Linked DNA regions of Homo sapiens: region 2 is linked to region 1. Evidence: read pairs that join two places in POLR2A ChIA-PET (ENCODE). Cell type or tissue: GM12878. All regions are shown on one strand. Links, peaks and the distances in the headings refer to the core of each region. The heading gives the core; the rest is flanking DNA.

Evidence for each region. Peaks named below come from ENCODE experiments on the same cell type or tissue, not always from the same donor. Only the 100,000 strongest peaks of a DNase experiment are listed, where the experiment ranks them.
Region 2: POLR2A ChIA-PET joins it to region 1 with 6 read pairs; 2 of 35 experiments call an interaction of 5 or more read pairs at or near these places.

What each region holds. Positions count from the first base shown.
Region 1 is chr12:111,260,675-111,276,811 of GRCh38, reverse strand. It overlaps CUX2 (cut like homeobox 2), which reads right to left. Exons shown (of 22, transcript NM_015267.4): 4 at 12,973-13,051. Among named protein-coding and RNA genes, the nearest start is that of MIR6760, 35 kb to the left of the region's middle. In GM12878, for the core only: a CTCF peak has its summit at 7,857 (motif pointing left); no DNase peak of the experiment used is centred there.
Region 2 is chr12:111,086,393-111,102,529 of GRCh38, reverse strand. The region is part of intron 1 of CUX2 (cut like homeobox 2); the gene reads right to left. Among named protein-coding and RNA genes, the nearest start is that of CUX2, 60 kb to the right of the region's middle. RefSeq lists enhancers at 1,810-2,429, 3,365-3,444, 3,555-3,654. In GM12878, for the core only: no CTCF peak of the experiment used is centred there; a DNase peak (open chromatin) is centred at 8,960.

The DNA of each region.
Region 1 (16,137 bases), core at 5,394-9,393:
GCCGGGCATGGTGGCTCGCGCCTGTAGTCCCAGCTACTCGGGAGGCTGAGGCAGAAGAATCGCCTGAACCCAGGAGGTTGCAGTGAGCCGAGATGGTGCCACTGCACTCCAGCCTGGGCAACAGAGTGAGGCTCCGTCTCAAAACAAAACAAAACAAAACAAAACAAACAAACAAACAAACAAAAAGGAAACAACTACGTGAGCTATCACTATCACCCCCCTTTTCCAGATGAGAACACTGAGGCCTAGCCGAGGGAACCCACTTGCTCAAGGTCACTAGGCAAGAAAAAGTCAGAGGTGGATTTGAACCCAGGCCTTTCCACCAAGCCAATGCGACCCAAATGCCAGACTCTGGTGTATTCCCTTTATAACTTCTGCTGTGTCCATATGCCTCCGAAAGATGATTAACTTGACATCTGCCCTATGTGACTCACTTTTTATTTATTTTTATTTTGAGACAGCATTTTCACACTGTCATCCAGGCTGGAGTACAGTGGTGCAATCCTGGCAGCTCACTGCAGCCTCGACCCCTTGGGCTCATGTGATCCTCCCACCTCAGCCTCCCCAAGTAGCTAGGACTACAGGCACGCGTCACCATGCCCAGCTATTTTTAAAATTTTTTGTAGAGACAGAGTCTTGCTGTGTTGCCCAGGCTGGTCTCAAACTCCTGGACTCAAGCAATCCTCCCGCCTCAGCCTTCCAAAGTGCTTTGATTACAGGCATGAGCTAGTGTGCCCGGGCTGACTCACTTTTTAAAAATATATATATTTTAAAGTAATGTTTTATCTCACTTTCATAAATAGAAAATCGGGATCTTGTATCATAAGTAGAAGGTGCTTCAACCATAAAAATAAAGGCAAGGAGAAAAACAAAACAAAACAGAAAATGGATGTTACTGAATCTGAATTTTCGTTAGACCCTGTGGCCTGCCCAAGACCTTGAGCCTGGGCCGCCTCTCCTGAGGTTCAAAGGGGAGAGCTGGTGGCGTGGAGGTGTTGAAGATGCTCCAGTACCTGGCTGAGGCTTTACTCAGAGGGGAGCAGAAAGGTGGCACCCGCACATCCTGCAATGTGTTCAAAGTTTCAGTCTTGGGTCCGGGTACACCCAGGCTGTCTCCAGTATCATGTGGACTCCGCACTTGGGGAAATACTAGGTGCTGCCAAGCCCCCGACCTCTAAAATCATGCCCCCACTCCAGCATCTGGCAAGCCTGGTATCCTAGTGTCAGGAGAAGTGACAGGGCATCCGTGCAGCTCCTTGCCTGGAGCCAGCGATGCAGGTTTCTGTTGGGCTCAGCACTTCTCCCGGAAGCCTTCCAGCCGACACATGCGGCTGCCCAGAGCTGCCAGCCCCACGCAGGGGTGTGAGCGGGACTTCATTTCCCTACTCACTCCCACAATACACAGATGGTCAATAGACAGACCAGGGCAGTGGCCACGATGATCAAACAGCCTCAGATCCAACCTGGATGTACAGACCCCAAATCTAAAGTGTTTAAATACAACAGACCCTTCTGATGAGCTGATGAGTGGCAGACTTGGATCCACTATGAGCCATCAGAGATGGCAGGTCCTGATGGGCGTGCAGGGATGGGGGACACCGTGGGGAAGTGTACCCGCCTTTGTCCGACACACATCAACCTGCTCTGGGGCACAAACTACTTAGTAAAATGGCTAATTCATTTGGTTACATGGGATCCAAACCCATAGAGAACACAGTCAAAGGACTGATAATATCTGAAGACCACACCAGGCTTTCTAAAGGCACTGTCAGGGAGGTGGGTACAACTTCGCCTATTCCATCTTTCACCACTAGCTGATGCTATTGGTGGTTTTTTTTTGTTTTTTTGTTTTTTTTTTTTGAATCATGGAGGGGGTTGGGGAATCTAGAGCTGTCTCTATCCTCCCACTATGTCCATCTGAAGGAAAGTGGCATTTGGAGCTTTTTTAGGAAACACAGAGCCGGAAAGGCTGTCCGAGAGGCTGTTTAGAAACACATTTATGCAGAAGTATGCGTGCACCCCTCCAAAATATCTTCGAGACAGAAGCCTTCTCCCATCTGGGCCCAGGCTCCGGGCGCCTGCGGGGGTGGGAGGCTCAGGCTATTGATGGTGGCAGCGAGACTAACTTTGATCCTTTAATCTAAACTTTTCAATAGCAGATGGGGTGCCAAGCCTTTATATGCAGCTGTGAGCCATGTGTCTACCCACTCCTTTCTTGGGGCAGTTGGCAGTGGGGCTGGCGGGGGGTTCCTCCTGGCTTGGACAGGGACAGAGGGCTGGGAATGAGGGTCTTCTTTCTTGGCACTGGGTGCTGATGGTAATAATAATACCACCACCACCAGCACCAACAGCAGCAGCCACTGTTTACTGAGCATTTACTATGTGCCAGACACCCAGCTAAGGACTTTACAGTCCTCACCTTACTCAGCCCTCCCAGTGGCACTGGGAGGTAAGTCTGCTTTCCAAAGGAGGAAACAGCTGCTCAGAGAGGTTGGCTGAGCCAGTTACTCAAGGCCACCCAGCCAGGGAATAGCACAGCCAGGACTCAAACCCACATGCCTTACAATAAAAATAAAGTTCTTCACCAGGCGCGGTAGCTCATGCCTGTAATCTCAGCACTTTGGGAGGCCGAGGTGGGTAGATCATCTGAGGTCAGCAGTTCAAGGCCAGCCTGGCCTATGGTGAAATCCCGTCTCTACTAAAAATATAAAAAACAAAAAACACCCAACAAAAAAACCCCCAAAAACAACAACAAAAAATCAAGTTCTTATATACTGAGCTGTACAGAAAGTTCCAGGAGGGCAGGGGTGGTGTCTGTTTTGCTCAACATTGTGCCCCTGTTGCTGACAGAGTGCCTGGCAAACAGTAGGCACTCAATATTTACTGAATGAATTGCATGGGGCAATGACTGCTGGGCACCATGTTTAGTGTTCTCTGTTGCTCACTGAACCCATCCAATGGCCCTTATAATGAGGGGAGGTCATTATCCACATTTTACATTGGGGAAACTGAGGCTCGGAGAAGTCAAGTGTGATGTGGGAAGCAAAATGGCAGCACAGGATTGGCCTGGCTCTGCAGGGAGGTTCTTCAACCTGGAGTCTTGCTCCTTTCTTCCTCCACTTGCCAGGTTGGGAGCTGTGTGACTGTCTCCCCAGAATGAAAGTTCCACTTGTTCTTCCTCGAGCACACATCTGCATTTCAGCAAAGGCTTCATCCTTCCAGCCTGGAACTTTTCAATCTACTGGCAGCAAAGACCCTTTAACTGTTTTTCACTCTTTTTAGAGCTCAAATCTCCAGTGGTTTTGTCCAAGCTCCTTGGATTTTTAAATTCCTCTTGCAACTGGGGTAGTGGGTAGGAGCTGGGTCGGGGCGGGTCTAGATTCAGGCTCCGTCACTTCTCTGCTGTGTGACCTTGGGCAAGTGGCTTGAATTATCTGAGCCTGTACTTCTTCAGCTTCCCAGTGAGGAAGGATGATGGAACCTACCTCCCAGGGTATGGGTGTGTGTGGAATCAGTGAATTTGTATCTGTAAGGGCCGAACACACTGCCTGACACACAGAAAGTACCCCAGAAATGACCTCCACATGGTGGCACTTCAACCTTTAAAACCAGGTCCAAAGGCCTCCCTCTCTGAGGCCTCTGCCAGCCATCCTTCCTTGAAGCCTGCTTTCTGTTGTGTATTCTGGTTGTCTGTCTTTGGGTCATGTTGTCCTTGCTGAACCCGAGAGTCTCCAAGGGCAGGCCTGGACTTGAGCTTGAGTTCCCACAGGGCTAGGCACATAGCAAGCACTCAGAGCATAAGCTAATGAGACGCCACGGCTCGAATGCCTGTCCTCCCTTCTGAAAGGGACTGGCCTTTACTGAACACCTCCCAGGCAGCAGCACCCGGCTGGATGCTTTCATTCAGTCCGCTCTCCAACCCTGAGCTGCTGGGAGGAGCAAAGTTTAGCCAGGGGGTCATGGGGAAAGGGTGCTCCTGGCTGAGGAAACGGCATGGGCAGAGGTGTGGCAGGAAATGGTGCGACACTGCCTTCTAAAGTTAGCTGTCACCTGGGTGTGGTGGCTCACATCTGTAATCCCAACACTTTGGGAGGCCGAGGCAGGTGGATCACCTGAAGTCGGGAGTTCGATACCAGCCTGACCAACATGGTGAAACCTTGTCTCTACTAAAAATACAAAATTAGCTGGGTGTAGTGGCATGTGCCTGTAATCCCAGCTACTCGGGAGGCTGAGGCATGAGAATTGCTTGAACCCTAGAGGCGGAGGTTGCAGTGAGCTGAGATTGCACCACTGCACTCCAGCCTGTGTGACAGAGTGAGACTACATCTCAGAAAATAATAATAATAATAATAAAGTTAACTGTCATCTTCAGGAAAATTGACATTGTTAAGTTTTTCCTTTTTTAACGGGTGAAATACTGTTTTATGCTAACCTTCAGTGTTCCACTGACCATTATGGGACTAACTGAGCAGAAGCGTGGGCATGGAGGAGGGAGAGGAGGAGGGAAGGAGGGAAGGTTAGCACAGACAACACTTTCTAATCGTAGAAAATCTCTATTTCCTGTAGCTGTGCAGGTGGCTTATCCACTAGATGGCACTGAAACGAGTTATTTGGGACAAAAACAAAGCTAAATGCTTCACCTCCCCTGCTACTTCTATCAATATCTATTATATTTCAGCTGGTTCAAATGTAAATGTTTAAAAATTAAGATCACAAAAGTACTAAAAAAACTCCTTATACCCTTGAGGCGAGAAAGATTTTTAAAAACAGGACCGGATATTCAGAAGCTACAAAGCAAAGATTTGCTAAGATTTCTTGCTTTCTGCAAATATTTTTTTGAATACCTGCTACATACAATAGACAAGAGACATTACACACTAAGTTGAGAAACAAAAGGCAAACCAGGGGAGAATATATGAAACATGTATACCTGGACAAAGGTTAATATCCCCCATATACAAAGAGTGTCTACAAATCAATAAGAAAATAATCTACTCTCTGGTAGAAAAAATCCACTCTCTGGGCTAAGGAGACATAAACCAGAGATTTCTAAAAGTATAAATATGAATGCTTTATAACATATGAAAAGATATTTAGTGAACTAGTAAGTAAAGGACTGCAATATAAAATCAGCAAGGAGAAAAACATTCTTATTCTGGTCACTGATCCTGGGGTTTGTGGTCAATACAAGGCTACAATGTACTTTTCCTTCCCAAATTTTCTTCTTGGTACAGCACAGTACCAATAGGGGATGTGTTCCCAAGCACCTTAACTGTCCAGAGTTGGAGAGGGGTTAGGTAAATTACAATACAGCTATACAAGGGATTGTTAGGCTTGTACAATGAATCAAAGTTACTTGGGATCTGTAATCACACAGGGAAATATGAGTGCTTCATGTCAGATAAAGGAAACAATTCAAAACGGTACATGTAGAATCAGCAACTGTTTTGAAAAAGTACACAGGGAAAAATCACGGAAAAGAAAAACAACAAAATGCTTTTCTAGCTGGTCGTTTTCCCTCTTTCTGTTTCTCTCTATTTTCTGAAGTTGACAGCATGCATATGCTACTTTTATAATCGAGGAGACAAATTTAAAAATTTTAAACGTTGTAGAGCATTTTCCTATTCTATAGGCTCAGGAACCCTGTTGCCTGCACCACTGCTTATCCAATGTCCCTGACAACAGACCGAACCTCGTAGAATCAATAGCAGACGCTTGTCACTCCTATAACTGTTATACCCTGATGTCAATGGGCTGCTGATTACTCAGCCCTGCGGAATGCTTTCATGTACAGCGTAGCGAATCCTCACGTCCACCCCTGAGTAGGTTCTATTACTATCCCTCTTCTAAAGACACAGAAACCAGAGCTCAGAGAGGTTAAAGCCCCTGGCCAAGGTCACACAGCACAAAACACCAAACTGAGAGTTCCACCCAGGTGTGTCAACCTCTATAGCCTGGGCACTGAGCACCTTCCTGATCAGCCTCCCCCCCAAGAGAAGGAGCAAGGTGAGAAATGTCTGCCAGGAATTGCAAATCTGCATCAGATTTGTAAAAACCAAAGCACAGTAGAAAACAACATTTTGGGGCACTCACCTGTCTCTTATCTCCTCAGCAATGTTCATCTGCCTGCCCTCTCATTTCCTCGTTCCTTGTTTTTTTTTTTTTTTTCCTTTTAACTAATCACTCAGTTAACAAGTTAGCCTTCTGAAGCTTGGGTCCGTACCTAGTGACTCTACGAGTGCGATAAAGGAATCAGCCATCACCAATACAGAAGTCAGAGAGGTTTAAATCACATCATCACCCACAACAATGACATTAATTATGCTTTTAACACGTTTTACTGCTTTTTTTTTCTCACTTCACGCCACATCTGTGTGAACAATATCCAAAAGATTTACGGTTTTCTTTCGTAATTACAGACATCCAGGCTGCACACTTATCAAAATACTTGCTGAGCCATCAGGCTCTGTCGTATTCTCTGCCAAAGATCTGTGTTGGCAGCAGTCACTCAAAACAAAAATGTTGAATCAGGACTTGTGTGGCTTCGGGTGGCGGGGAGGAGTATTTCGACAAATAATTTGCCTGTCAAGAAATATAAAAACAGGAGTGTGCGCGTCCCAGCGAATTTTCCAGGAGTGTTATTTTTATGGAGGGGGTTGGAGCTGGGGGGCCGGCAGTGAGCGGGGAAGCTGGAAGCGCCCAACACACATTTGACATTTGGTTCTTGTGTCTGAGGATAAAATTTAATGAGAACAAAAATATGTCTTCCTAATTCCCCTAAGAAATCATTAAAACATTTTGTTATGCTTAAATGTCTCGAAAATGAATTAGAGGCCCTAAAGGGGCTGTTCGTATGGTACGTCTCCATCAGTTAAGGCTCCTTGTTCTCTAAGTCGGTGACAGCTGGGGACAGCTCTCCCGCCCCTGCATTTCTGGGGAGGAGAGTTGGGAAATCAGACTCCTGGAGTCAGCACTGGGCTTGGAATGACCTTCCTGCTCCCGGGCTTTGGGGAAAGAGGAGAGAGGGTATATGGACCTTCCAGAAGGTTCCACAGCAATCTTGGGACCTTGAGTGGCCCCTGGCCTGTGACTGTTTTAACAGTCTTCTCTCCAGAAAGATGAGGGTCCCATAAGAACACCCCCCAAAATGAGGGCTCGTTTCCAAGTGGGGGGCCGTAAGACCCTTCTGTTTCCCTTTGTCTTCCTGCCTGTCTGTACCCCCAAGCACTAGACATGCTGGTGTCCCCCTGTGACTGTGATGACAGGCTATGTGACCGATGATCTGGTCACTTCTGCCACTCAAAGGTAAGCTTCTGAGGGCTGGGCCCATGTCTGTGTTTGTAGGGTCACAGCTGTGTTCCCAGTGTCCAGCAAGTGCCGGGCACACAGTAGGCACTCAATAAATGCTATCTGAGTAAACAACACAAGATGTGCATGGAAGGGGGGTCTCACTGATGAAGTATCTTTTTGCTCCAATAACCTTTCCTCCCGTTTTTGCTGCTGAGTCTTATTTCTAATATTCAACAATTATTAGGTGCCTACTGTGTACCAGGTTCTGGGTATACGAATTTAGTATGATTTAGTCCGAGGCCTGGTGCATTTCACATCTCCTAGGAAAGCTGGACACATATATGATAAGGAGAATAGTTAACACTTAGTAAGCACCTGCTGTATACTGTGAACCTTGATGCCTCCAAATAACAGCACGAGGCAGGTTCTAATATTATTCTCAATTTATGGAAGAGGAGACTGCAGCTCAGGAAGGTGAATTAATTCCTCTGCAGTCACGCAGTAAGTGACACAAACAGGATTTGAATCTGGGTCTTTGAGCCTGAAAGCACACGCATATCTCAGCGCTGCCCCCTCGTGTTACAACTGAGGTACTACGGGGTGCCGTGGGAGAGCGCTGCCTGGGGACCCCTGGGAGGCATCTCTGGGGTCTGTACAGGGTCATCCTCCAGTGTCATTTGTCGCTGACACAGTGGGACCCAAAGGATCGAAAAGGGTGGGAAATAAGAGGGTGTCTTTTTCTAGATATCACTGATGAGAGCGGAGACATTATAAGCAAAAAGGCGGCAAGGAATGGTGCCACTGGGCCTCTTGGCCATGAGTACGTTATGGCCGGCAGTGAGGGTGATAATGACCCCAGCTGCAGACACATGGGCTGTCTCGGCCTCGTGCCATAGCGCCATGTCCTCGCAGGGACCACAGCCTGCAGCTGTGCCATCAGCTCTTGCCATTCCTTCCACTCTCATCACTGGGAAAACTCACGTGGCTGGACTGTTCCTGTGAGCGCGGGATGGGGTGGAGCATGGGACCAGGCAGCAGGCACATGTGTACTGGCTGAACGTCCGCCCCAAAAGGATACCTCTGTGTCCTAACGCCTGGAACCTGTGAATGTGACTTTATTCAAAGTGTCTTTGAGCTGGGCATGGTGGCTGCACCTGCAGACCCAGCCATTCGGGAGGCTGAGGTGGGAGGATCACTTGAGCTCAGGAGGTCAAGGCTGCAGTGAGCCAAGATTGCACCACTGTACTTCAACCTGGGAAACAGAGCAAGACCCTGTCTCTTAAAAAAAACAAAAAACAAAAAACAAAAAACAAACAAAAACCAAAGTGTCTTTGCCGATATAATTAAGGATCTTGAGATGAAATCAACCTGGATTATCCAGGTGGCCCCAAAATCTAATGACAAGTGTCATTATAAGAGAAAGGAGGTTGGGTACAGTGGCTTACACCTGTAATCCCAGCTATTCAGGAGGCAGAGGTGGGAGGATCACTTGAGGCCAGGAGTTTGAGACCAGTCTGGGTAACATAGTGAGACTTTGGGACTACAAAAAATAAATTTAAAAAATTAGCTGGGCTTGGGAGGCTGAGGCAGGAAGATTGTTTGAGCCCAGAAGTCTGAGGTTGCAGTGAGCTATGATCACACTACTGCACTCCAGCCTGGGCTTTGTTAAGCAAGACCTCATATATATTTTTTAAAAGGAGAGAGAGAGAGAAAGGAGAGGGAGATTGAGACAAAGATACAGAGGAGACATTGGAGTGATATAGCCATAAGCCAAGGGACACCTGGAGCCACCAGAAGCTGGAAGAAGCCAGGAAGGATCCTCCCCTGAGCCTTCAGAGAAAGTATAGCCCTGTTGACACCTTGATCTTGGGCCTGTGGCCTTCAGAACAGGGACGGAATGAATCTCTGTTGTTTTAAGGCATCCATGGTAATTTATTACAACAGCCGTAGGAAACTAACTCAGCCTTCCACGTGCAGCCAGCTTGTCACACGGAGCAGAGTCTGGAAATATTTGTTATACATGATGAGACCCGAGTCACATCTCTCCCTGCCTGTGAGACCTTGGGCATCGGGCTCAACCTCTCTGTGCCACAGAGAAGCGAGTTGCTTGGACCTGCTCCCATGGGGCGTGTGAAACGCAGAGCACAGAACAAAGGCAACTTCTATATCAGGCCTGTGCGCTCAAACTTTCCCATGCTCCAAGATCACAGGGGAGCTTGATAAAATGCAGAAGCTGATTCTGTGGGCCGGGGATGGGGCCTGAGACTCTGTAGTCCTTCCTTCCTCCCTCCCTCCCTTTCTTTCTTTTTTTTTTTTTTTTTTTTTTGACAGGGTCTTGCTCTGTCACCCAGGCTGGAATGCAGTGGCACAATCTTAGCTCACTGCAACCTCCACCTCCTGGGTTCAAGCAATTCTCCCACCACAGCTTCCCAAGTAGCTAGGACCACAGGCGCCCACGACCATGCCCAGATAATTTTTGTATTTTTTTTGTAGAGACAGGGTTTCTCCATGTTGCCTAGGCTGGTCTCAAACTCCTGGCTTCAAGTGATCCTCCCACCTGGGCCTCCCAAAGTGCTGGCATTACAGGCATGAGCCGCCACCTGCGGCTGAGCCTCTGCATTTCTAACCAGCTTGCAGGTGAGGCTGATGTTTCTGGTCCACAGACCACACTTTGAGTAGCAACAGGCCAGAAGACCTCCCTCTTCATCCAGGCCACACGCTGTCGGAGGGCAAGCTTTGTCAGCATTGCTGGATTAGTGTCCCAGCGCTGCAGTAGAAAAGCACCACCAACTGGGGGCTGAAAACAACAGACACTTATTGTCTTGTAGTTCTGGGGACCATAAGTCCAACATCAAGACACTGGCAGGGCTGTACTCCTTCTGAAGACTCTAGGGAAGGATCCTTCTTGTCTCTCCCAGTTTCTCATGGTTGCTGGCAATCTTTGGTGCTCCTTGCCTTGTAGCTACATCATTTCCACCGTGCCTCTGTTTTTACACAGCTTTCCTCAGTGGCTATCTCTGTACCCTCGTCTCTTTTTTTTTTTTTTTTGTTGAGACAGGGTCTTGCTCTGTCACCCAGGCTGGAGTGCAGTGTTGTGATCTCGGCTCATTGCAACCTCCGCCTCCTGGGTTCAAGCGATTCTCCTGCCTCAGCCTCTTGAGTAGCTGGGAATACAGGCTACCACACCTGGCTAATTTTTGTATTTTTAGTAGACATGGGGTTTCCCCATGTTGACCAGGGTTGTCTTGAACTTCTGACCTCAAGTGATCCTCCTGCCTCTGTCTCCCAAAGTGCTGGGATTACAGGCTTTGAGCCACTGTGCCTGGCCCCATACTTCTTACAACACCAGTCATTGGATTTAGGGCTCACCCTAAAGCCAGGATGATCTCATCTTGAGATCCTTAGCTAATTACATCTGCAAAGACTTATTTTCAAATAAGGTCATATTTTGAAGTTCTACGTAGACATAAATTTTGGAGGCCACACTATCCAACCCACTACAGTTGCCCCAGACAGAGGAACAGTGGACTTTCCCACCCCAAATACAAAGATCCCAGAAATGACCTTGACATCTAATCTAAATGACTCTGTGTTCTCTGTGGTTTGGGTTTTGCAGTCGGACAGCTGAGGGTGGGATGTCATTTTCCTCTTCACAGGCCCCCAGCCTCAAACACCTCCCGTAGTGCTGATTCCTGCCACTGTGTGGAAGGATGGGGGAAAGGACTGGGAGAGGTCTGGGTGGGGAGAGTTAGCACAGCAAGGCCTCCTCCGGGCTCTGCCATTGGTAAGCAGATCATTTCAACTCTTTGGGCTCCTGTTTCTGGGTCAGTAAATGAGAAGGTAGCAGGGGATGGGCCATTTAAAACAAGGGAAAGTTTTGGCCGGGTGCGGTGGCTCACATCTGTAATCCTAGCACTTTGGGAGGCTGAGGTGGGCGGATCACTTGAGGCCAGGAGTTTGAGACCAGGCTGGCCAACATAGGGCAACCCTGTCTCTACTAAAAATACAAAAAATTAGCCGGGAATGGTGGTGCATGCCTGTAATCCCAGCTACTCGGGAGGCTGAGGCAGGAGAATTGCTTGAACCCGGGAGGCGGAGGTTGCAGTGAGCTGAGATCGCGCTACTGCACTCCAGCCTGGGCAACAGAGCAAGACCCTGTCTCAAAAATAAAATAAAATAAAATAAAATAAAATAAAATAAAATAAAATAAAAATAAAATAAAATAAAATAGGGGAAGCTTTTATGGATGTCTGGCATATGTATAGATCCTTTGTGTACAACCAAATGTTCTCAAACTGTAACCCAAACCAGGACCGAGAAACCACAGTCCCAGCACCCAGAGGCCCCTCCCAGGAACTCTTGGCCCCCTTCAAGTGTTTGAAACCACTATCTTGATTTCCAATAGTACAGGTTGACTTTTTTTTTCAATTAAGGTGAAATTCATACAACAGAAAATTTATCATTTTAACGTGAACAATTCAATGACATTTAGTACATTCTTGATGTTCTACAACCACTTGTTCACTTAGTTCCAGAATATTTTTATCCCCCAAAAAGAAACTCATACCGATTAAGCAGTCACTCTCCAATCTCCCTCCCCAGCCCCGGGCAACCAACAATCGACTCTTATCTACGGCTTGCCTGTTCTGGATGTTTCATGTAAATGAAATCCTACACTATGTGGCCTTGGTTTCTGGCTTCCTTCACTCAGCACTGTGTTTTCGAGGTTCATCTTCACTGAAGCACATATCACAGCTCCATTCCTTTTTTATTTGAGACAGAGGACAGTCTTGCTCTGTCATCCAGGCTGGAGTGCAGGCATGATCTCAGCTCACTGCAATCTCCACCTTCTGGGTTCAAGCGATTCTCCTGTCTCAGCCTCCCGAGCAGCTGCGATTACAGGTGCCCACCACCACACCTGGCTAATTTTTGTATTTTTAGTAGAGATGGGATTTCTACTAAAACCGCTGGGTTGGCCAGACTGGTCTCGAACTCCTGACCTCAGGTGATCGGCCCACCTCGGCCTCCTAAAGTGCTGAGATTACAGGCGTGATCCCCTGTACCCGGCCCTCCATGCCTTTTCATGGAAAGGGAGTAATACTCCCTTGTAAGTCTAGGCCACATTTTGTTTATGCATCCATCCATTGATGGCCATATGGATTGCTTCCCCCTTTTGACCACTGAGTAACATTAATTGTCTGTTTTTAGATTTTCTGTAGGTGGAATCCTACAGGATGTGCTCTTCTGGGGCTGGCTTTTACTCAACAGCAGATTTTTGGGGTTGGCTGTGCCATTCTGGGGGAGGTACTGGAGGTCTTGCCTCTATTGCCACCTGCAGGCAGAGAGCACTGGGTGCCCTCAGTCTTCTGTGCTAATGGGATGGGGGCTCTAGTGGGTAAGATTTCAGCTCCCCAAGTAGGTCCAGGTGGGATATCTCATCAGGAGTCCCCCTAAAGCAGGCTCCTGGCTGATGTGACAACATGATGAAGGAAGATGGGGGGAGCCCTGGGGGGACATGTCACACCAGACTGGCCACAGCTCCCCCTGCCCTATACAGAGTGCCTGGCCTCACCCAGGAGCCCAGGCATGTCCCCACATCCCACCTCAAAGTCCCTGTGTCACAGTCCTAATGGCTATTTATTGTCGTTAACTATTCAATTACGGAGCCCAAGCATTTCTTACCTGGTGCTTCAATTAATTGCTTGTAAACACTCAGAAAAGCAGCCTCCGCCTCCTGACTTCTCTTACTAAGGGCCACCACCTTTGGAGACAACAAGAGAAAGAGTCACGTGTAACCATGGCATCTGTGTCTGCAAGCAAATTTCATCATTTTTTTTTTCCACAAGAAAACATCTGCAGGTTTTTTGTTTTGTTTTGTTTTGTTTTGTTTTGTTTTTGAGAGAGAGTCTTGCTCTGTCGCCCAGGCTGGAGTGCCATAGAATGATCTCAGCTCACTGTAACCTCCGCCTCCTGGGTTCAAGTAATTCTTCTGCCTCAGCCTCCTGAGTAGCTGGGATTACAGGTGCCTGCTACCACTACAGGTGCCTGCCACCATGCCCAGCTAATTTTTTTGTACTTTTGGTAGAGACGGTTTGACCACGTTGGCCAGGATGGTCTCAAACTCTTGACCTCAGGTTATCTGCCCACCTTGGCCTCCCAAAGTTCTGGGATTACAGGCATGAGCCACCATGGCTGGCCATGTATTTTTTTTCTTGTTTGTTTAAGCGATGGGGTCTTGCTACAGGTTGCCCAGGCTTGTCTCGACCTCCTGCGATTCCCCTGCCTCGGCCTCCCAAAGTGCCGGGATTACAGGCCACCACCGCACCTGGCCTTAGTCATTTTCTACTTGTGCAAACATGGGATAGGGGAGGGGCAAGAAGGAGAAATGAAGGTTAAAAGTGTGGGCTCTGGAGTTAGAAAATCTGGGTTGAAAGCCCAGCTCCACTGTGTGCAGGCTGTGTGACCTTGCACTGCCCCTCTCTGATTCTCAGTTTCTTCATCTGTAAAATGCGGGGTAAATAACAGGACCTACCTCCTGTTGGGATTAAATGGAGCCGCACCTAAGTGCTAAGCACAGGGCCCGGCACACGGTGTGTTGGTGACACCTGTTATTCTTCTTATTAGTAAAGGGTAGACTGGAAGTTCAAATATGATACATGTTTTAGGAGGAAAGTGGGACACGTCTAGAGAATATTTCTTGCCACTAAAAATGAAAGAGAAATTGTTAAAGCTCTCGTAAGATATCAAACAACTTTAACAAATGTTGGAGGGTAACAGAATTACCCTCTTTAAAAGAGGTGGAAATGTATTGGTGATTAAAGTGATTAAAAAAGGTTAGTTTTAGGCTGGGAGTGCTGACTCATGCCTTTAATCCCAGTGCTTTGGGAGGCTGAGGCGGGAGGATTGTTTGAGCTCAGGAGTTCGAAACCAGCCTGAGCAACATAGTGAGACCCTGTTTCTACAAAAGATAAAAAAATTAGCCAGGCAGGGTGGCTCGTGCCTGTTGTCCCAGCTACTCAGGAGGCTGAGGTAAGAGGATTGTTTGAGGCCAGGATTTCGAGGCTGCCATGAGCTATGATTGCACCACTGCACTTCAGCCTGGGCAATAGAGTGAGACCCTATCTTAAAAAAAAAAAAAAAAAGATCCATTACAAAATCTCTGTAATTTCTCTCATTGTTAGTCTGAGAAAGTCCCTGGTCTCTCACCTTCCAGCATGGATGACAGTCTCTCATTCCCTCAACAAATGTTTCCTGAGCACCTGCTATGCACCAAGCACTGTGGGCTGAGAACCCAGCCATGAATAAGGCAGACTCATGTCCCACCCTTATGGGACTTACAGTCCGGTGGGGACACTGGCATTAAGGCAGCTTCCCCAGATGACTCATTAATTACAAGTGCTAAACGCTTGGCAGAAAAGCACAGGGTGGCCTTGGGAGTGTGTAAATTGGGGGGAGGCTGACCCAGTTTGGTAACAGAACATCAGGAATTATCTCCCTGAGAAGGGGAAGTCACTTGGGGGAGGGCAGAAAAAAAGTTCTAGAAGCTAGACAAAGGGAAAATCACCAAGCTGTAGGTAGGTCTTTTTTAAATTTAAATTTTATTTATTTATTTATTTAGAGACAGAGTCTTTCTCTGTTGCCCAGGCTGCAGTGCAGTGGCACAATCTTGGCTCACTGTAACCTCTGCCTTCTGGGTTCCAGCAATTCTCCTCAGCCTCAGCCTACCAAGTAGCTGAGATTACAGGCACCCGCCACCATACCTGGCTAATTTTTTTGTATTTTTAGTAGACATGAGGTTTCGCCATGTTGGCCAGGCTGGTCTCGAACTCCTCACCTCAAGTGATCTGCCCACCTCGGCCTCCCACAGTGCTGGGATTACAGGCATGAGCCACTGCGCCTGGCCCTGTGGGTAGATTTTTGTCCTTGCTTAGATGGACAAGAGTGAGTTTCTGGGGACATGCAATTGAGTGGGAGACACAGCTATGGCCAGTAGGAAGCGTAACCACTGCACACCAGCCTGGGCAATAGAATGAGACCCTATCTTTACAAACAAAACAAATGCACAGGAGGAGGTGCAAACACTGGTGGCTCCTGTGAGCCCTGAGGAGGGGGCAATTCATTCAGAATCTTGGGGCGGGGGCGGGGGGCATCCCTGATGGGCTAATAAAAACAAATGGCATCGACCGTTTACTGTGTGCCAGAAGCTTTTACTATTCATGAGAGTCTGTCTCCACGGACACATCAATCACCGAATGGCTGCTGCCACCTGCCCCATCATACAGATTAGAAAACGGAGGCTCAAGGACGTCAAGCCACTTGCCCAAGGTCACCCGGTTAGCAAATGGCAGGGCCAAGATTCACACCAGGTCTGGGGATTCAAATTGCCACTCTGAATTCAAATGCTGCCTTCCTTTTGTCCTGGATAGAAAAATTACCCCAGCCAGTGGGGCCGGGTGTTCAGAGCCCATGAGGATGCCGCTGCCTTACAAGCCAACTACAGCTGCCCTGGGCGAGAGGCTGCGGTGCTGGTGACTTGGCACCCAAGAAAACAATGAGAAACAAAAGCAATTCATCTCATGGGTCTTAGAAGGAGAATTATCAAAGACCAGCCAGAAGAATGACTCAATGTTCCATTTTACGGTTGCCTGAGCTGAGTGCATGTGGTGGCTGGGGTCTGAGGAAAGGCACTGGCCTCCAATGAGAGACTGAGCAAGGGTGGGGACAAGTGCTGGAAGATTCCTTTAATGTTTCCCTGTCCCTGCCTAGAGCACCCCCTACTTTCCCTTCATGGCACTTATCAGTGTATAATGGTCCATGATTTATCTCTTCCAGTGGGGAAGACTAAAT
Region 2 (16,137 bases), core at 7,380-11,379, 180 kb after region 1:
AACATGTCCGTGACATGGTTGAAGGTGGGGTGGGCTCAGGGCACAGTGTGGTGCCAGGCTCAGGGGAAATCTCATGCCACTCTCCTCTCAGTTGTCTGCCACCAATGCTCAGATGTCAGTCGGCTTTGGACAAGTGCACAAAACAGTCTCGGATGCCCACAACCGCCACAAGCCTGAGCTTGCTAGATCCTCCCTCGGAGGGAGAGCTGCCAGGTGGCTTCCTTGTCGGCTGGCTCCCACACCTGGCTGCTGCCCAGGGTGATTTAACCTGAGTCCCTGCCCACCTCACCAGACCGTTGGAGGAGAGACAGGCACAGCATTTGGCGCGGCCCACCCACGCAGGACACCCACCCCATAACCCATACCACGATGCCTCGGGCATGCCCAGCCAGATGCCTGGCACACAGCAGCTGCCTGACAGCAGCACACAGTGGGCAAGGCTACAGAAAGAGTGGGTTACACATTGTGTGATTTTAAAAAAAGAGGATATTGTGTGCCGACAGGACGTTTTAATCTGAGTTCAGGCGTTCCAGAAATAACAATAATAGCTCCTGCTCTATAGTACTTACTATAACCTTTTATGTAAAGTAAGAAATTTAACTCTCACAACATCCCCATGTAGTCGGTACTGTATTTAGCCCGATTTTGCAGGTAAGGAAACTGAGGCACAGATAAAGTGACCTGCCTGATATCACACATAGCTAGGACACACCGAACCAATCTGGCCCACGGAAGTCTGCCTTGTTCCAGAAAGACCCCAAGGTAACAAGTAAGAGACAGCCCTGAGCCTGGCTCTGTTATGACTCTCATTTTACAGGTGGGAAGACTAAGGCTCAGAGAAGCTCAGCAACATGCCCAAGGCCACACAGTGTTTGAAGCCAGGCTCCAGATATGCATCTGGCACTGGCGCGACCATCTTCTATTCTGCAGAGTACCTGGTTTCTGTTTTGTAAGATGTGACTCCCCCTACCCACTCACCCACCCAGATCTGCAGAGGGTGATACCACAACATGACAAATCCCAGTGAAGGGACAGTGAGCCGGACAGGGACAGAGATCAAAAGGAGGTTCCTCTGGCTCCATGGCTCTGTGGAGAAGCCCGGCAGCCACCAGGTTCCCTGCAAGGCATGGATTTTCTAGCCTGGAGAAGCGGCTGTAGGGGGTCACACCCTGCAGGTGGCAGGATGCAGGGCTGCTGTGGTGTGGCCATCTGGGGGACCCTGACAGTCTCCAGGGCTGTGGCCAGAGTCCCTTACCACACAGCTCAGGGCAGCCTTCCTGGAAGGTGCATCCCAGGAACCAATCCTGGGGCACCAGCCTCCCCCGGGCCGCACTGACCCATTGTCACCCAGGGGTCCTCATCACGAGGGGTGAGTGCACCTTGAAAAAGCGCATTCGTGTCACAAAATGCTTTGGTATTTAGAAAGCAACACCCCTTCCAAAACCAAAACACCCATTGTTTTTATCGCCCAAGCTACAGAAGGCAAATCTTGACAAAACCATCTTGGTTGGAATAGGGTGGGTTAAAAATGGCCACAGCCCTCAGAGGGACAGGGGAGGGTTTTCCAGGCTCTGACTGGAGCTGGGGCTGAGGCAAGAGGCTGGGAGTCTACAGTGACCTCCTTGGTGGCAAGCTGAGCTGCCCAGGGAGGGCTCTACTGGGGGCTCCCCCATGCAAGATGGAAGTGCCCCACACATGTGCTCATATGCAACACATGCAACATGTGCTCACATACATACTCACACAGGTGCTCCAGCACATGAGCACTGCTCACACCCTCCTGTGCAACGTGTGCTCAGTCCACACGCTCTCATATGTAGCACACACATGCAAAATACATGCACACAACTCACTCTGCCACGTGACACCCTCCTCCATGCAAGCTCACATGTTCAAATGTATACAATTCACACACTTGTGGGTGTACACTCATGCTTACACACACGCATGCATACCCCTCTGACTTGCACACATGGGTGTCTGCACCCACACAGACCCACCAGTCACGCACCCATGTGTCTCCTTAAGATACACACACACATCCGCACAAACAGAAAGACACAGAGGGCCAAGACCCACACCCAGCCACACCCATGGCCACCTCCAAAGACACACAGACACACACACAACTCATGAGTGCACACACAGAGATAGGCAGAGATCCACACTCAATCTCATGCATGGACGGCTCTCGCGGCCACCACACACGCAGAGAAAGACACACGGAGAGCCACACAGGCCACGCATACATCGAGCTGGACACACAAAGGGGCACAAGGACACACACAGGCACAAGGACACACACAGACACAAGCACACACACACATACACACACACACACACACACAGTCACAGGCTCCTGCTCTCACATCCCCCAAGTCCTCTCAACCCTCGGCGGGTCCTTGCACTCACCCTGGGCAGCTCCTGCCTCCTCTCCAGAGCCGTCCAAGGCTCCCAGAAGTGTCCAGACACAGCCCCGCTCCGAGGGCCCGTCAGCAGCACCACCGGCAAATAAAAAGCGAATGTGCAAAAATAAAAGCGAAAGGCTGCGATAAAGCCGTTCCCTTCCCACAGGACTCTGAGCTGACGCAGGTTCTGCTCTGCAATAAACATTTTCATTCTAATTTTAAAAGACATTAGCATTACCTCTTTGGCTCTCGATTGAGCCAGACGGTCCCTCGCCTCCTAGCTGCCCATCGGCCCCGCTGGGCATGGAGGGGACAGAGGGTCACTCTGAATGATGGGCACTGACCCAGGCTGCCTGGGTCTGATTTTACACCATCCGTGCAGGCCCCAGTTTCGGCGCCCAATAAACCCAATAGGTGATCAGAGAGACTGGGAGCCCCAAAGCTGGCAGAGACATCCCCCACCTTCCCCTGAGACTCCATCTCACCCCAGCCAGGATCCCTGCAGGTCCAATCCTGTTCTCCCATGTGAGGGCTACACATGAGGATGGTGGCTTTCAAATGGCAGGTCTGCCCCCAACAAATAGGGGGCCACCCCCACCTCCCCACAACTTGCCCTGCCTGCAAACCCGAGTCTCACCTCATACCTCCCAGCAGTGACCCAACCTGGCTTTCCGGGCTTGGCAAGAAATGAAGGAAGAAGAGAAACCACATAACGGTTTAAGAAAGCACCGAGCTATTTTTATGAGCTCAGAGGCCTAGACCCCAAAATGCAGCACTGCCTCTGGCCTCCAGCCTCAGCTCTTGCCACACCCTGCTCACCCGGAGGTCCCAGGCACTCTGAACAGTGATTTGCACAAAGCCCACCTCCGAGCCTTTGGCCAGGCCGTTTCCTCCACCTTGAACACACGTTCCTGCCTCTGCTGGGGCAGGACCTGGTCGCCCTTCAGGTCTGAGCTTCCAAGTCACTTCCTTCCACACTGCTGAGCATTTGGGATCCTGTATTGAATGGGCAACCCAGTTCCTGCCTTCACTGAGCAGATGATGTAGGTGGCCTCCTCTGGGAGACTTCCTTGGCCTTCCAGGCTATATTGAGCACCTATCCTTACTCCAGAGGCCTCCCGGCTCCTACTCAGGGACAGCTCTTCTCAGGCTGGTTCTACATGCTGCACTTCTGGCCGTTCCTGTCTGGGGGCTCCCTGAGGGGAGGAGGCAGTCTGCGGTGCTCCCCCTTTCCCCTGCACCAGGCATGAGCCCCATGGGCGGCTGCTAAGTGCATGAATAAATGAATACCCAGCTTGTGCCAGCCGAGGCCAAGTCCCTCCAGCGTGGCTCACTGTCCTCCTCCTCTGAACTCACGAAGAGAAAGGGAATCAGGAGACCAACATGAGTCCTTGCTAGAGAGAGGGAGGTGACGTTGGCTTCCTGCTCTTGTCTGAGCTGCTCTGGGGCTGGGGGTATAGGTCCCCTCCGGCCATTCCCCCGTTAACATGTCACCATATTGTCAACTGGGGCTCCGCAGTCCCCGAGCGTCAAGATGTGGGATGGAAAGGAGAAATGCTGGCAAGGCAGCTCACAGCAGCCTCAGTGGCCTCCCTCCAGAGATGCGTATCTACTTTGAAAGGTCCCTCGTTGGCCTGTACCCGGGAATCCCCGGTGCCAAGGCCGATGACTGCAGCAGCTCCTCCCTGTCTCTCCCACTCAGTTCTTTTTTTTTTTTTTTTTGAGACGAAGTCTCGCTCTGTCGCTCAGGCTGGAGTGCAGTGGCATGATTTTGGCTCACTGTAACCTCTACCTCCCAGGTTCAAGTGATTCTCCTGCCTCAGCCTCCCAAGTAGCTGGGATTACAGGCAGGCACCACCACACCCGGTTAATTTTTATAGTTTTAGTAGAGACAGGGTTTTGCCATGTTGTCCAGCCTAGTCTTGAACTCCTGACCTCAAGTGATCCACTTGCCTCGGCCTCCCAAGTGGTGGTATTACAGGCGTAAAGCCACAGCGCCCAGCTCCCGACTCTGTTCTTACCCCTACGACCCTCCTCTCCATGGTGGCCTGAGACTTCTTTGCAAAAGGTAAGTGGATCCTGTCACTACTGTCCCAAGCTTACGCCCTTCAATGGCTTCCTGTAGCTCTTAGAACTAAACTCCCCAAATCCTTACTCTGAGCCTCGGGGAAAAGTCCAAACTCCATGTGGTGGCCTTGGGGCCTTGTCTGATCTGACACCCACCAACCACTCCAAGCTCACCTCTAACCCAGCAAAACGACTCACACGCCCTGGAGCCTGGGTTCTCTGTGCCAATGCCCACGCCATTCCTGGTGCCCAATGCTGTGCCCCAGGTACAAAACAGCCACCCCGATCCCCTGCCTGCTCGCTGCAGTCTCTTTGCGGATCCTCCCTGGCTCCTGACTCTGAGCGCCTCGCTTGCCGAGCAGGACCTGCTGCTGTGAGAAAACGCTGTCTTGTGCAGTCACGGGTGGTCTGCTCACGCCAGTGACCCCCCTGAGAGCAGAAGCCCATTTTAGTTATCTAGGAGCTCCCCAGATCTGGCCCCGGGTAGGCACATGAATATGTATTAGTTATTGCTGCTGTGATTAATATCATTTTAGGCTCCCTCTGCTGCTGGTGCCTTGCTCTAAGCTCTCGTATTTGTTGCTAATAAATAAAGCCAAAAAGAAAGACCCTGGCTCCTCTGCTTCCTCCCCAACTTCCCATCCTGCTCTCTGGAGATGGAGGGCTTGGGGACAAGCAGGTGAGCAGTGTGTCATTTCCCAAAACACTTCCCAAAATTGAACAGGAAGCAGTGGGAGATGGGGTTTGTCACCCCAAGACAGGCATCTGAGTACCTGAGCCCAGAACAACATGGGTTTTCACTCCAAGGCCACACCTGGTGGTCTCAGGTGACACACACACATTTGAGGGTCTCATGTCACCTTCCTGGGTGTATCTGGACCAGAGCTCCCATCAGAGGCATGAGAAGGGAACAGGAAGGATGCCCAGTGCAGAACTTTCGGGGGTGCTGGGCTCTGTCCGATGTGTTGGCAAGGCTCTGCTTTTAGGATTTAATCCTTTTTATCTTGACAACAGGGACTCACCTTCTGAAGCCAAGATCTTAGCTGCCTCCCAACTTCTTCTTTTTCTTTTTTTTTTCTTGATGGAGCCCTGCTTTGTTGCCCAGGCTGGAGTGCAGTGGTGTGATCTTGGCTCACTGCAACCTCCACCTCCTGGGTTCAAGCAATTCTCTGCCTCAGCCTCCCAAGTAGCCGGGATTACAGGTGCCCACCACCATGCCTGGCTAATTTTTGTATTTTTAGTAGAGATGGAGTTTCATCATGCTGGCCAGGTTGGTCTCTAACTCCTGACCTCAAGTGATCCACCTGCCTCGGCCTCCCAAAGTGTTGGGATTACAGCCTACTAACTTCTTCAAGCCAGATCTCCTGAACAATTCCAGCTCAACTCACAAACCCACCCCGTGGCTGAGCTGGCCTTGCTTTCTGGAGGGAAAGAGGAGGCTGGAGGTGCCACTGAGCTGGGAAGCGGGGATGTGAAGCATCAGAGAAGAGGGACAGGACCACGGGATGGCTATGGGGCCTCGGGCAAGTGACTTTGCCTCTGTGAGCCTCAGTTTCCTCTTCTGGAAAATGGGTGTAAGTGATAAAAGCTCCTAAGATTCCATACGGGGAGCACCCAGCAAAGGGCCCCGCCTCCCACTCTGCTCTGTGGTGGCCATGGGGATGATAATTTGGGTAAACCCAACTGGCTTCTGGGAGAGCAAGAAAGGATGTGAGGGGTAGGGGATAGAACAGCCCGGGGCAGACAAAGAACCTCAGCCCAGGCAGGTAGGGAACTTGAGACCTCCAAGGTCTGATTTCCCCTCACCCCCACCGGAGGGCTCCATTTTGTACTCTCTAGGCTGTTGGCAAGAATGCGGACCAGACTCTGGTGATAACTGCTCTGAGCACCAGGCAGCTCTTGGTTCTCCCTGCTGATGGGGGGCTCGGTGGCACACTTAATCCTGGAACCATCACTCATCCACGAGCCACTTGTTGAGCCCCTGGCACTCTCTCTTGTCCCAGCATCACTGCTGACCCTGTCAGCCTCTGAGCCCTTGCTCGAGGAGGCTCGGACTTGCACAAGGGGACTCAGCTCCAGGGCCAGCTCACTGCTCCTGCACGGAGCAGATGCATGAGAGCAACCACCATGTGCAGGGACTCACTCCAGGCCCAGCATTTCCGGACCCTACATGGCACCCAGCATGCTCCTTCATTCTGGCTTTGAGACATTGAAAGGGTTGACAATGTCTGAAGCAGACAAAATGGAGGCTGTGAGTTTCGCTTATTTCATGGAGAGAAAAAGTAGTGATGGTAGTAACGGTAATATTGATCAATACAATTTTAATAAGAACAGCTATAACTCACACACTGAGTCCTTCACCTGCACCCTCTCATCTACCTCTCACTGCAGCCCTCAAGGAGGGGAGCACTGCTATGCTTACTTTACAAATGAGGAAACTGAGACTTAAAATGGTGAAGTCATTTCCCTCCTTACCTCATTAGACCAGGAAATAAAGACTCAGAGAAGGCAGACCACTTGCCTAAGAACACACAGTGGGTAACAGACAGGAATTTGATACCAAGAGTATCTAACCTTCATCCATTTTTTTTTCTTTGAGATAGGGTCTCACTCTCTTGCCCACACTGGAGTGCAGTGGTACAATCACAGCTCACTGCAGCCTCAACCTCCTGGGCTCAGGCAATCCTCCCACCTCAGCCTCCAGAATAGCTGGGACTACAGACGTGCGCCACCTCACCTGGCTAATTTTTGTATTTTTTGTAGAGATGGGGTTTTACCATGTTGCCCAGGCTGGCCTTGAACCCCTGAGCTCAAATTATCTACCTGCCTCTGTCTCCCAAAGTTCTAGGATTACAGGCATGAGCCACTGCGCCTGGCCACCCTCATGCTCTTAACCACAGCTGTTCCCACCCCAGGAAAACACATGGCTAGTCATTCAATAAACAGCATAAGAGATGCTATGGGGTATCTGGTGCTGGGCAGACTGAGGTGAAGTCCCTGGGTGCTTGCGGCTGACCCTCTAAATAGGAGGAGACAGACACTGAAGGCTGCATTACTCCCAAGGTGATGACAGCCAGGTAGGGGGCCAGGGGACAATTCTGTAACTAAGCCAGTCTACCTTCGTCCAGAGATCAAGAGAGCCTCCCTGGTTAAATAAGACAGCCTCCAGGCTGCACAAAACTTCCGGCACAATGAGCAAGACAGACATGCATTGAACAGTATCACATAAATCACTTCTATTGCTTAAAAGGTGGATGCACCAGCTGCAGTGGCTCATGCCTGTCATCTCAGCAGTTTGGGAGGCTGAGATGGAAAGATCACTTGAACCCAGAAGTAGGAGACCAGCCTGGGCAAACAGTGAGACCTCCATCTCCCCCCAGCCCAGAAAAATTAGCCAGACATGGTGGCACACGCCTGTAGTCCCAGATACTGGGGAGGTTGAGGTGGGAGGATGCCTTGAGCCTAAGGGGTTGAGTCTGCAGTGAGCTGGGACTGCACCACTGCTCTTAGCCTGGGCAACCGAGCAAGACCCTGTCTCAAAGAAAAAAGGTGGATGCTGCCAAAAGCTAGGTGCTGTTGCAACCGGGGCACAGGGGGAAGACACAGGTCTCTGACCCCAGTCCCCAAGCTCAGTTAACAGCAGAAGTTACTTACCTGGCAGGAAAACCAGGCTTCCAGCATGACCCTTGCCTCCCTCTGCCCGCTCCCGGTCCCCGTCCACTTCTCGGGCCCTTCCGCCACAATGAGGTGGCCAGGGCTGCTCACACCGGGCCCAGCCGCAGCCTGTTCCCCTCCTTCATGCGGCTCTTGGAGTGATCGATTCTGCCACGGGAATGGCCAGGATAATTTTTGCTTAGCTTCAAATACCTCGTTTTCAGGAATTCCTCTGCCAGAAGGTTATAAAGCTTCCTCTAAAATGTGGGGGAAAGATTAAGCCTGCTTATGGTTAATAATACACTGTCCCCTGTCCGTCAAATTGCCTGTCTGCTATTGAAAGTTCACTATTAGATACTTATTTAAACAGCCTCGCAAGGCTTCTGAAGAAAGTGCAGTTATGCATTTTTCCCCTCCTTGCTGGCGCGAACGACTATAGATAAACATCAATTGGCTCCTGCGGATCACAGTCACAGTAAATAAATTTTTCAGGAAGCTTGAGATCCGCACAAAGGCTCCGCCAAGCTCCCATTTCACACAACATCAATGTTTGGCCTCCAAGAAATAAAAGCTCTAAGGTGTCCATCGCCAGGGCAAAATTATCAATTGTCAAGTCACTTTTAAAAGAAAAAGAAGATAGAGGGTTTCAGGGAGCCATTTCATCCTGCAGCTTAAAATAAAAGGAAGAGCGACAGGCGCTTCACCCACAAACTAACCACTGGGACTTCCCCCTAAAAGCTCAGGTGTTCATCGCCCCCCCGTCAAATTTCTGGCCCCAGCCCTGCTGCCCTGGGTGAGCTGAAGCAGTCAGTTCAGCTTGGAGCTGCCGGTTCCAGCTGAGTTCAGTGACTTCAGTGACTCAGGCGTTGGGTTATTTTTACTTTCTCAAAGTGGGTTTTTTTTTTTCACTACTTTTAGAAGTGGCAGACGAGGCTTGTCTATTATAAAATATTTGTTGCAAACACGCACTTACTTGCTCACCGCCCCACACACAGTTCTCGTCTGTGTAAAAATCTCAAGTCGCCGTGGTGTGAGGGGCAGGAGATGCAAAAGCTAGGACACCCTCCTGGGCGAGCCAGAGTTTATGTAACAGCACAGTTCTACTGGAGTCGGGGTCATCTAAGCTGGGAACCTGAAACAGGTGTCATTTTCCAGATAGGGAAACTGAGGTACAGGGGAGCCAGAGGAAGTGAGACATAGAGGTGGATGTACCTGCATTTGCATCTCAGCTCCACTACGTTCCAACTGCATGGCCTTGGGCAGGAAACTTAAATCTGTTGGGCCTGGCCTGGTGCAGTGGCTCATGCTTGCAGTCCCAGCACTTTGGGAGGCCAAGGCAGGTGGATCTCTTGAGCCCAGGAATTCGAGACCAGCCTGGGCAATATGGCAAAAACTTGTCTCTACAAAAAATACAAAAATTAGCTGAGCTTGTTGGCATGTACCTGTGGTTCCAGCTACTCGGGAGGATGAGGTGGGGAGGATCATTTGAGCCTGGGAGGCAGAGGCTGTAGTAAGCCATGATCGGGCCACTGCACTCCAGCCTGGGCAACATAGTGAGAACTTTTCTTAAAAAAAAAAAAAAAAAAAAAAAAAAATCTGCCAGAGCTTTGGTTTCCTTATCAGGAAAATAAATATGGATTACTACAGCTGTCCCTTCCTCAGAGGGTCACTGCAAAGATTAGCCTCTGCCATTCCTATTTGCCAGCTTTATTATTAAAGGTCTTAGACCCTCCTAGCCAATCGCTGGCAGGACCAGGGCTGGATGTGAGAAAGGAACACTGTTCTTGGAGGCAGCAGATCCAGCCCTGATTCCAGGCCTGTCACTTTTGCTTACGGCTCCTCTCCCAGTCCCAGATTCTTTGTCCAAATGAGACCTTGGACTAGTCAGTGTCTAGCATTAAAACCCACAGTGATGTCTTCCCAACAGCCGCATTGGGAAGGTACTATTATTATGCCCAATTTACAGAGATGAAAATTGAGGGTCTGGGAAAGGCAAGCTGTGAGGAAAGGCCAATAGCCTAGACCTCAGCTCAGCCTGCTCAGAAGACTCTGCTCCTCCTGCCTGACCACACAGCCCCCTGTTTGCAGCCAAGACTTCAAGTCTCAGTGTTTCATTCAGAGACACATCTGGGACTAACAGCTGGAGCCCTTCTTCCTGCCTGCGGATGGGGGAGACATTCGCACACCCTCTCTCTTCTTCACCACAAAACTCCTAACAAAGGTCAGGGTGAAAAGGACACCCTTGCTCTCAACGTTTTCTAAAGATGCTGGTATTGGGTTGAATTGTGGTACCCTAAAATTCACATCATCTTGAACCTCAGAATGTGACCTTATTTGGAAATAAGATAAGGTCAGAAAGAAACTTAAATCTGTTAGAGCTTGGCTGGGTGCAGTGGCTCATGCCTGCAGTCCCAGCACTTTGGGAGGCCAAGGCGGGTGGATTTAATCAGTTATGTTAAGATGAGAGCATATCGGATTAGGGTGGGCCCTAAATCTAGCGACCCTTGTCCTTATAAGAAGAGACAGGTGCAAAGATAAGACAGTCATGTGGTGATGGAGGCAAGATCCTAGTGATGCGGCCACAAGCCAGGGAATACCAGGCAGGGCCGGCAGCCACCAGAAGCTGGGGGAGGTGAGGAAGGACCCTCCCCTGGAGTCTGGAGAGGGAGCACAGCCCTGCAGACACCTTGATCTTGGACTTCTGGCCTCCAGAACCACGAGAGGACAAACTTCTACTATTTTAAGTCCCCTTTAGTTGGTGGTAATTTGTTACAAGTGTCCTCAGAAAGGAACACAGCGTTCTTCTATAAAAAGTGCACAGAACCCCAGGTGACAATTATCTGGGCTTTGGGAAGGTTCCAGGCTGGGTGGGGTGAAAAACTGAAGTGGGCCCCATCAGTTGGGCAACTGGGATGAGGTGGCCCAATCCTGCACCCCTCGATGGCCTGATCTCTGTTCTTAGGGGTCTGTACAGGGAGGAGTGAACGCTGCCCGGTTGCACTTGACCTCCGCCAGCAGCAACCCCAGCTGTGTCTCCTCCGGGCCTTTGTGAAAAGGGCACGGCTGAGTCGGGAAATACACCCTGGCAGCTTTGGGGCTGCGGATCTGACTTCCCTCCGCAAACAGGAACAATGAGGCCAACCTCCTGGGGCCAAGTCCAAGACTGTCTTTTATCCAGTCCATGGTGCCCGCTCACCTGGCCCTGGCTGGAGTGGGAACACTGACTCCTTCAGCCACCTTTTGGGTGAGTCCAGTGAGTGACCCCTTACATGGATGTGCACACGGATGTGCAAACTGAGGCTGAGAGTGACTGAATTCCTGGCTCAAGGTCCCATGTAGTGAGGACACGGCGCAGCCGGGCACAGACTCACTCTGTCAGATTTCACTCCCCCGTGGCCTTAACCCAGAAGATCAAGGAGAAGCACACAGGGAGCCTCGGCACACAGTAGGTGCTCCATCAATGCTGGCTTGTGCTTGCTTAGAACCTGCTGTTTGGTGATGGCATTGTTTCTCAGTGCCTCTCCTGAGATGAGAAGGAGACCTCAAACTGGTTTTTACAATTAAAAAAAAAACAGAGAGAGTGAGAAGTAGCATCTCTGTTCAGCTGATGGGTTGGTGGCACATTTGAAAAACCACCGGACAAAATGATGGAGCTTGTATCTCTAACATGAGGGGCCTCTTGGTGAGGTTTGGGATTTTTTGCAGTTCACTGCAAGGTGTGGGCTCAGGGAGGATATCATTTGACCCTCACCCAGAAAAAGGATGCCGAGAGATGGGGAGGTGGAAATCACCTCTGTTTTACAGAGACCAAAGAATAGTGTAGTAAAGGGATCGCAGGCCGGGCGCAGTGGCTCACACCTGTAATCTCAACATTTTGGGAGGCTGAGGCAGGTGGATCACTTGAGGCCAGGAGGTTGAGATCAGCCTGGCCAACATGGTGAAACCCCATCTCTACTAAAAATACAAAAAATTAGCCAGGTGTGGTGGCGCCTGCCTGTAATCCCAGCTACTCAGGAGGCTGAGGCAGGAGAATCGCTTGAACCCAGGAGGCGGAGGTTGCAGTGAACCGAGATCATGCCACTGCACTCCAGAGCGAGAGACTCCATTTCAAAACAAAAAAGAGGTAAAGGGATTGCCCCTTTCGGGCCAGCCCAGAACCCAAGACAGAAACCTCGCTCACCTGAGATGCTCCCTCATCTGGCCCCACGGAGAGCTCTGTCAATTCAGCACTGACAAATGTCCCTAGCTGGTCACTCCTATCCAAGCCCATTCCCACAACTCTGCTCCAGGACCGGGGATCAGATCACTCATCAAGATGCTGCAGCTGCCTCCTCCCTGGCCTCCCTGCCTCCACTTGGAGCTCACCTCTGCTCCCCTCCACTGCACATGATGGCCAGAGGCACCTTCCTCACATTAAGCCCACCTGCATCACTCCTCTGCCCCAAAACCTCCATGGCTCCCATCACCCTCAAAATGTAGTCCAAACTCCTTATCTGCCCATGAGCCCCCTGAAAGGCCACCAGCCTGCTTTGTGATGTTTTAACTGAAGAGGAGACCTAGGGCCACAGTGACTAGGTTCTGCTTTTTGCCTGCTTAATGCTCAAGCATGAATGCTCTGGTTACAGTTCCCCAAAAGCACCTGCACTCTCTGACCTCTGAGCCTTTGTACTTGCTGTTCCCTCTCTCTGGAATGCCTTTCCCTCTACTTCCTCCCATTAACCTAGGAATGCCCAGCCATCTTTCAGCTCTCAGCTTCGATGCTGCCTCCTGCAGAGGGCTTTCCAGGCCCTCTGGATGGCCGCTGTTGCAACACATACTGCCCTGCTCAGAAAACCAACAGCCTAGCAGAACTTGGGTCCAGGAGAGCACTGTAGGGCCTGGAGGGGTAACATCAGGGTGGATAATTCAGGTGGAGGCTTTGCTCCTCTCAGCTCAGAGCCCTGGGCCTCAGAGCAGACAGACCAGGGTTCCAAATTACAGGCTTCAGATGCTGCTAGCATTTTTTGTCCCCTACAGTGTGTTATCAAACATATTTTCTATTTAATCCCCATTACTCCCCCCATTTCTCAGATGGGGAAACTGAGGCTTGAAGAGAAATCAGTTGCTTAAGGCCACAGTTTGGTGATCTACAGAGCCAAGACTCAATCCCAGCGCTGCTGGACTTGGCCTCCAGGGCCTGTGCCCTTGATCACTGTCACAGGGCAGAAGATGCTCTGAGAACAGGAACTGCACAGGACAAAGCAAACTGACCGTGATCATTACCACAGGATGCTGGAGCTAGGGAGAACTGCATCTCCACTTGGAATATCCTGCAGGTCCCTTCGCCCCGTGCCTCAGTCTCCTCACCTGTAAAATGTCATAATACCACCCAACACTGCACACCACCGCCCCTGGATAAGGCAAACCTAGTGGAGTGGGGAGGGGGTCGTAACTCCTGAGGGGTCAGCAGCTCACTCAGGAGCAGGCAGGTGGGAAACCCAAGATGACTCTCCACCGCCTCTCCCCACTGCAGAGCTGTCAGCCTCGTCAGACGGGGGTACCATGGCACCCAGCTGCCCGGTCGGACATCTCATGTCCATGCACGACAGGTGAGCTTCATAGCTCAGCTCATTGTCCAAACCTGAGGCGCTCAGAGTTGCACGTCTAGAGGAAAGAACTAAGGGCTCAGGGCCTGACACTCCCAGGTCTGCGTCCTGTCTCTACCATTTGCCAGCTGTCTGTCTTCAGACAAGTCCCTTAAGCTCTCTGAGCCTTTTCCTTCTCTGAAAAATGGTGACATCATCTCCATCTACTCCACAGGGCTCCTATGAAGACTAGAGTTAAAGCGTCACATCGTAGGGATTCAGTCCGCTGCTATGAAGACTCCAGTTAATGCGTCACATCGTAGGGATTCAGCCCGCTGCATTTTGAATAATTAATGCAGTGGTTTCAGTCCTTTACTTTTTTTTTTAATTGAACTTTTTATTTTGAGATAATTGCTGATTCACATGCAGAAAGAATACAGAGAGGCTGGGCGTGGTAGCTCCCATGCCTGCAATCCTAGTGCTTCGGGAGGCTGAGAAGGGAGGATTTCTTGAGGTCAGAAGTTTGGAAAAGAACACAGGGAGATCTCTTGCCCCCTTCACCCAATTTCCCCCAAGGGTCACATTTTACAACACTGACAGCAGGACCAGGATACTGACATTGACACAGTCAAGGTACAGAGCATTTCATCACCCCCAGGCCTTCGTGCTGCCCTTTGATAAGCACACATATTTTCCTCCCTGACCCCATTCCCACTCCATTCCCTGTTCCCCAACCTTGTCTTTTCGGGAATGCTAAGTAAGTGGAATCCTTCAGTAAGTAATCCCTTTTGAAATAGTCTTTTTTCCCTCAGCACGATTCCTTCAAGCTGTATCCACATCATTAGCTTATCAATAGTTCGTTCCTTTTCATTACTGAGTAGTGCTCCTCGGTGTGGGGGTGCCACAGTTGAACCACTGGCCTGGTGAAGGACATCTGGGGTGTTCCCACTTTTTGGCTACTCATGAATAAAGCTTCTGAGAACATTTGTGTGCAGGTTTTGGGGTAAACTTCAGTTTTCAGTTCCCTAGGATATAGTCCTTCATTTTTAAACCCATACAGGCATATAATTTCATTCATTCAACAGATATCCATCACACATCTACTATGTGCAGGGGCTGTTCTAGGCACTGAGGAGACAGCACACAAAGGCAGACAAAGCCTCTGTCCTCTTGGATGATACAAAACAAAATGACTGAACAAACAACTTATGGCTAAGTCGACTCTACAGCCACACACAGAAATGAAAAGCATTCTCTGATTAATGATCAAATTAGTAGCTGCTCCAGTGAGCCAGGTTAAGTGCAAAGCACTTGCGTGTGTTTTCTCAAGGAATAGTATTACCTGCTAGTAAAACATGCATTGCATCAAGATGAAGCCACCAGCTGGCAGGCTAGAAAACTCTGGTGACTTCTTCTTCATAGCATTTTCTTTCTTTTCTTTCTTTTTTTTTTTTTTTTTTTTTTTTTTTTGAGATGGAGTCCCACTCTGTGCCCAGACTGGAGTGCACTGGCACGATCTTGGCTCACTGCAACCTCCGCCTCCCAGGTTCAAGCAATTCTCCTGCCTCAGCCTTCCGAGTAGCTGGGATTACAGGTGCCCGCCACCACGCCCAGCTAATTTTTGTGTGTGTGTGTTTATTTTTGGTAGAGACAGGGTTTCACCATGTTGGCCAGGCTGGTCATGAACTCCTGACCTCAATCCGCCTGCCTCGGCCTCCCAGAGTGCTGGGCTTGCAGGTGTGAGCCACTGTGCCCGGCCCACAGCATTTTCTTTAGTAAGTCCCTTGTTACGGTAGAATAACTTACTATGTCCATTCCTATTTCATAGGCTATAAAAAGTATGTCACTTGACAGCTCGAATAGCAATGGGTAACATTTCTTGAGTGCCATGTTTGGCACCATTCTCAGATTTTTACACATATCATCACTTTTTTTAGTGATGGGGTCTCGCTATGTTGCACAGGGTAGCCTCAAACTCCTAGGCTCGAGTGATCCTCTTGCCTCAGCCTCCCAAGTAGCTGGGACTACAGGAATGCACCACTGCACCCAGCTGTGCCTCATCACTTTTAATCCTCATAAACCAAAAACCATTCCCTGAGATAACTGCTCCATCAGCCCCATTTTAAAGAAGAGGAAACTGAGGTTCCAAGATGCTAAACAAGTGGCCAAAGGGCATATGGCTGGGAAGGGCAGAGCCAGGATTTAAACCCTCGGAGACAGAGTCAATTTGATGTCCTAAAAGAGGAGCCTTCTTCCTCTCCCTGTCTGCACCCAGCTCTGTGATGTTAAGTGTCTTTCTCTCCCAGGCACTGCACACTTCACTAAAGGCCCTGGATAGCAATTGTTTCTAAGATAAATTGGACAGTTCCTCATTAACTATGAAAGGCCTAAATGCTGATCACCTCAATCATTATGTTCTAAGCTCTCATCATTAGAAAAAGAAA